2 separate regions of the Homo sapiens genome follow, and region 2 is linked to region 1. A link is an interaction called in ENCODE POLR2A ChIA-PET data of the cell type or tissue named here. Cell type or tissue: MCF 10A. All regions are shown on one strand. Links, peaks and the distances in the headings refer to the core of each region. The heading gives the core; the rest is flanking DNA.

Region 1 (2,917 bases), core at 287-2,786:
AAGGAATTCTTTTAAGATTTTTATAACCTCAGATTCTTTGATACCTGAATCAGGTACCAGTACAGTTGAGCTACTGTATTTCCAGATGCTCAGATTTTTTTTAATGGGATATATTTTGCACTATCTAATATAGTAGTCACTAACTACTACTAGTTTTTGAGCATTTGAAATGTGGTTAATACAACTAAGAAACAGAATTTTTAGTTTTTCATTTCAGTTTACTTAAATAGCTATTTGTGCCCTTGTCTGTCTCATTGGGCAGTGCAATGCCAAAGGTATCTGGCAGTTTCTTTTTAAATTTGTAGGTTCATTCATTCATTTTAACAAGAGTGTTTTTTTATATGTGTGGTAGCCGGTAGGTTTTTTACTATCTGTGGTTGTCTTATTGCTGGAAACGGAACTAGAGGGATACAGGAGGTGGAAAAGTGGAGGCTATTGATAATTGGCTGACTTTTATGGGGTCTTGGGATCATTGTAGATGAGATTTGAGGGGAAAATAAAGTTCAGGGAAGGACTTTTAGGTTGAACACTGGAGCTGATTTGTCAGCAGAAAAAAAGCATCCAGTCGAGAGAGGAAATGGAAGGTAAAAGGCAGATGGGAGATGAATAAATTCTTGAAAGAAACGGGAAAAGATCCAGAGTATAAGCAGAACGATGGAAAGATACTGTATGAATTGGAAGGGTGAAGAGGGACTTTTAAAAAAAGTTATTTGAAATTTTTCAATTGAAGTGTAATTTACATTATATAAGCCATTTTTAAATGTTCAACTCAGTGGCATTTAGTACATCCACAGTGTTGTTTGCCACAGTCACCTCTAATTCCAAAACATTTTCACATCCCCAAAGGAGACCACTGCCAGTTAGCAGCCACTTGCCATTCTCCCCTCTCCTGAGCCCCTGACAACCACCCATCTGCTTTCTGTCTCTGTAGATTTGCCTATTCTGAATATTTCCTATAAATGGAATCATACAATATGTGACCTCTTGTATCTGGCTTCTCTCACTTAGCATAATGTTTTCAAGTTTCATCCACCCCTGCTGTAGCATGTGAAGAGTGACCATTGAAGGAGGAGGACTTTTAAGGGATTCATAGGGACTGTCCAGATCTCAGCAAAACCATCAATTCTGCTTGTTGGATTTACCTAGCAGTGAGGCACCACAGGGGTAGGTTGGGCATCAGGAGTATTTGTGACTATAGCTTCCAGCCTGAGTAAGGAGGGTGGGGACAAAGATCTGCTTTGGTGATGGCAGATTGCCTACTAGGGAAGGCAGACAGGAGGAGTGAGTGGATAGAAACTTGTCAGAAGAGGGAGCAGAATATCCTGTTTCAAAGGATTTGGGTCCATTTGGGGTCCTAAGTTAGAGAATGCATGTGGAAACATGAGCTCATCTAAAGTAGGGTCATCTCATCTGTTTGTAGGTCAGCGTCACCCATAACTGTCTGCTGCACTAGTGGTGGACACACAGTTTCTAAAGTTGCAAGCAAGGTGAAAAGTTCTGTAATCTTGCCCTGCTGGGTAATGGTGCCAAGCGCCTGTTGTGAGTGCCTCCTGCTCTGCTGGAAGCATGGTGAGGGAAAGCAGACCTTGGGTTTTTTTCTGCTTTCTCGTGAAGGCCGGTATGGCTGAGTCACCGTACTTGCTGGTGCCTAGGGCAAAACTGCTTTCCAGGCTGCTTTCCAGCCTCACAGTCATCCCACAGATACATAACGCCTCAAGGACTTAGATGTTAACCACAGGTTAAATAATTTGTATTTGGAGTATGATTAGAATGTACAGAGAGGGACCTAACCTAGTCTGGGGCTCTGCGGGAGGAATCAGGGAAGATTTCTCTGGTGTGCACAGATAGAGGGGAAGTGGGACAGGCGGGTAAGGGAGCTTTCCCTGCTTGGGAGCTGCCGGAGTCAAGGACACACTGCAGAATGTGAAAAGGAAACGGGTGGGGTTGGGGGCAGTGAGCAAGAGGGGACGGCAGAAGTTGGGCTAGGGAAAGCAGGTATGGGCCTGGGTGTGAAAGGGCCTCTAAGCCAAGTGAGGGATTGTAGGCTGTATCCAGAGAGCAAGGTGACAAAAAGCTTCAGGCAAGAGTGGCCCCACTGATTTTGGTGGTTAAAAAGAACTCAGGTGCAATGTGGAGGTGGATAGAAGGAGGCAAGAATGAGTGCCTGAAAGCCAGCTGGGAGTCCACAGGAAAGAAAATGGGCCTTGGTGGTGCAGCTAGGAAGAGGTGGATATTTATAAGATGCTCAAGACGATGGCTTCAACAGGCTAAGAGATGACTGAGTTATTCTGATACCCTACCCTTTCTGTCTACTGTGTCCTTTCACACCTCTATATCTCTTCATGCTGTGCCTTCGCTTGAATTATCCACCAACCATTGTGCCTCCTAGGCCTTCCACCCTGCAAAGTCCTTAATAACCTGGCCAAATGCCACTTGCATGAAGTCTTCCCTGATGCTCTGTCCAGAGTTAGTTCATTTAACAAATATTTATGGAGCATTCACGTTTTAATGTGCCTTAAATCATTGCTGACTTGGTTTTCTGGTCGAGTGGAATGTTTAACACATGCCAGCCAATTAACATGGCTGCTTAATAAAGTCGAGGTAAAATTTGAGACACTTTTCCGGCCTACCAAGTGTCACAATTCTTCCCAGATTGTGGCAGCCCACTCCTGCCTCCACTTCTTGAGTAGCAATTTCCTTATTTCTTTCCCCTGCTCCTTGGCCTGCCCAAACCTACCAGTCTTTTAAGTGACAGTGGAAGTCCCCCTCCTCTGGTGAAGCCTCTCCCTTTGTCCCAAGCCTGGATCTTCCTCCTGAGCAAAGCCCTCAGCCCTGTGACTCTCTGTCTCTGACTGGGTGCTAGTGGGAAATCAACTTTTCATGTGAGTCTAGTTGCTTCGGTCATTCAGAAACTCTC
Region 2 (2,917 bases), core at 203-2,702, 280 kb before region 1:
ATGCTTTGGCAGGTTGAGGCAGGAGGATTGCTTGAGCCCAGGAGTTCAAGACCAGCCTGGGCAACATAGTGAGACCCTGTCTCTATTTTTAAAAAATAAAGGCCAGGTGCGGTGGCTGACGCCTGTAATCCCAGCACATTGGGAAGCCAAGGTGGGCAGATCACGAGGCCAGGAGTTCGAGATCAGCCTGACCAACATGGTGAAACCCTGTCTCTACTAAAAACACAAAAATTAGCTGGGTGTGGTGGCACGTGCCAGCTACTCAGGAGGCCGAGGCAGGAGAATCGCTTGAACCGGGGAAGCAGAGGTTGCAGTGAGCTGAGATCGTGCCACTGTACTCCAGCCTGGGCAACAGAGCAAGACTCTGTCTCAAAAAAAAAAAAAAAAACACGAATTAAATTAAATTGAGTTGCATCCTGTTGAGTATTGTGGTGTTGACTTTAGGATTTGATTCAACTAAGAAATAAACCAATTCCATTTTCTGAAACCTAAAATCATAAGCTATTAAGTATGCAAAGAACACAAAAAACACAGCGTGGAGAATAATCCTGTTACACTCACTTTCAGGCCTAAAGATAAAATTTGATTTAGGGAGAACAGAGGCTGAGTGAGCTCCACAGGGTACCAAGAAGTTATTGGAAGAACTGTGTCAGCCAGTTAAAATGTGGGCAGATTGCCCAGCTAACGAGAAGGGATCATGCTTTGTTCTTCAAATCAGTAAACAAATCAAATAAAGGACAGAACAACTTAAAATTGTTTATTCCATTCCCGCATCCATTCATCCATCCACCTATCCCAACATTGGATACCTACTTAAAGGCCCACAAAATGAGTTTAAATTCATCAAAAAAGAAAAAAGAAAGAAACAACTCCTGGCACAGAGTTTCCAGCCAAGTAAGAAAGATTTGTCAGAGAAAGTTTCACTAAAATGCAGCCAGGGCTGAGAATCATTGGCTTGTTTGCAACCCCTGGGTCAAAGTGAAAGAAAGAGGGAACACATCAATTGACATTTCTGTGGCATTCTTAGTTAGTCATGTCTATTTATTTACAGAGCCTTCATACGTACTTTTTTATATTTTAACCAAATTACTATTTTTTGGCTAGTTTACAAATGTACCATTGGCAAAATAAAGGAGGTTATATCTTTCTTTCCTTTATATTTTCTTTACTGAAGCAATTAGGATCTTCAACCTTGGGTCTGAATTGCAACAATATTGGAAAAGTGAATAAACTATTCCATTTATTAAATGCCAGTTTAATAGGTCAGAAAACTTATGTTCAAAAGCTGATTCAATGTAACCTCCTGACAATTGTAGCAAAAAAAAAAAACATTTCTTTCTGGCTGGTCACAGTGCCTTATGCTTGTAATCCCAACAGTTTGGGAGGCCAAGGCCGGCAGATGACTTGAGGTCAGGAGTTCGAGACCAGCCTGGTCAACAAGGCAAAACCCCGTCTCTATTAAAAATACAAAAATTAGCCGGGCATGGTGGCACGTGCCTGTAATCCCAGCTACTCGGGTGGCTGAGACACGAGAATCACTTGAACCCAGGAGGCAGAGGTTGAAGTGAGCCAAGATTATACCATTGCACTCCAGCCTGGATGACAGAGGAAGACTCCATCTCAAAACAAAACCAAAAAAAACAAAACAAAACATTTCTTCTTTACATTTTTGGTCCTATTTAGTCTAGAAAAACTTATGGAAATTCCAATAAAGATGCATGATTCTGGGCATTTGTGACATATTAACCAACTAATTGTTAATTAATGAATTAATTAATCCAATTTAAATAATCAATTATGAAATAATTAACCATATGGACCATCAAAAATGACTCAGTCATTTTTATCTATAGGGAAGAGAGTGAGCTCAGCAAGATACTATGGCACATGTGAGAGAGATCAAACTGACAAGTGCAGTATTTGAAAAGTCTCAAAGACGCAAGAAAGTTAGTAGACAATATTTAGGCTGGTTAATTTATACATAAAACTGTATGAGGTGCTTTTCTGCTATAGAATCTACAAGCAAGTAAGGAAAGCGTTATTGCAGTGCTTTACCTAAGACTTCCCCTTATTTGTAGTTAAACTGCCTGGAACTTCCTGGAAAATAGGAACTTGATTGAATCTCTACATTTGAAATGGATGGATGAAAAAACTCATGGAGGATTTGCAATAAAATCCGAGGTCTCCTTATTATGATGGACTCTGTAGCCCTGCTGCATGACCAGGTCCTTCTCAGCTCCATCTCACTGACTAGCCTTCTGTCACACTGCCATTCTTCCCATTTCTGTACTGTATCCAATTCTAGCCTGCTTGGCAGGAGAGGAGAAAGGGGGCTTCCTGAATGCTGATCCTCCCAAATGCTGTTTCTCAATCTCAGCATCATTGCCATTTGGGGCCAAAAAATTATTTGCACAGGGGGCTGTCCTGTGCAATGTAAGAAGTTTAGCAACATCTCTGACCTCTATCTCTATCTTGTCTATCTACCACACTCTATTGGAAGCTCATTGAGGCCTGCAACTGTGGGTAGTTTATTTCTTGACAACCTATCTCTAACCCCAGACATCTTTGTTCTATTTGTGTAACTTTTGTCCAAATTTCCTGAATTACACTCAAGCTCCCTTTTCAGGACAAACTTTTCCCTAAGATCCACCCATTTTACTATGGCTCAAACACTCTCTTAATTATTTCTAGCTTTCTCTCTATGTTAAACATAGTCCATCCAATCACACAGACCAGCCCAAACCATAACAACAAATCTAACATCAAAACTACCTAAAAACTCCCATGCTGCCTCTTATCCAGTTATCAGACAAATGCTAGCCCCATGGGCCTGATTTGAGGTAGAATTCCCCTCTAGAGAGTAGGATATTGAGCGCTGAGGCAAAGTCCGAGCTGGGGTCAACTTGAGGAAAAGGCA

What was found. ChIA-PET counts read pairs that join two places held together with the same protein. Peaks named below come from ENCODE experiments on the same cell type or tissue, not always from the same donor. Only the 100,000 strongest peaks of a DNase experiment are listed, where the experiment ranks them.
Region 2: POLR2A ChIA-PET joins it to region 1 with 5 read pairs; 2 of 35 experiments call an interaction of 5 or more read pairs at or near these places.

What each region holds. Positions count from the first base shown.
Region 1 is chr6:53,325,502-53,328,418 of GRCh38, reverse strand. All of the region lies in intron 1 of ELOVL5 (ELOVL fatty acid elongase 5), which reads left to right. Among named protein-coding and RNA genes, the nearest start is that of ELOVL5, 22 kb to the left of the region's middle. In MCF 10A, for the core only: no CTCF peak of the experiment used is centred there; a DNase peak (open chromatin) is centred at 1,598.
Region 2 is chr6:53,601,624-53,604,540 of GRCh38, reverse strand. No RefSeq gene overlaps it. Among named protein-coding and RNA genes, the nearest start is that of LINC01564, 25 kb to the left of the region's middle. In MCF 10A, for the core only: no CTCF peak of the experiment used is centred there; no DNase peak of the experiment used is centred there.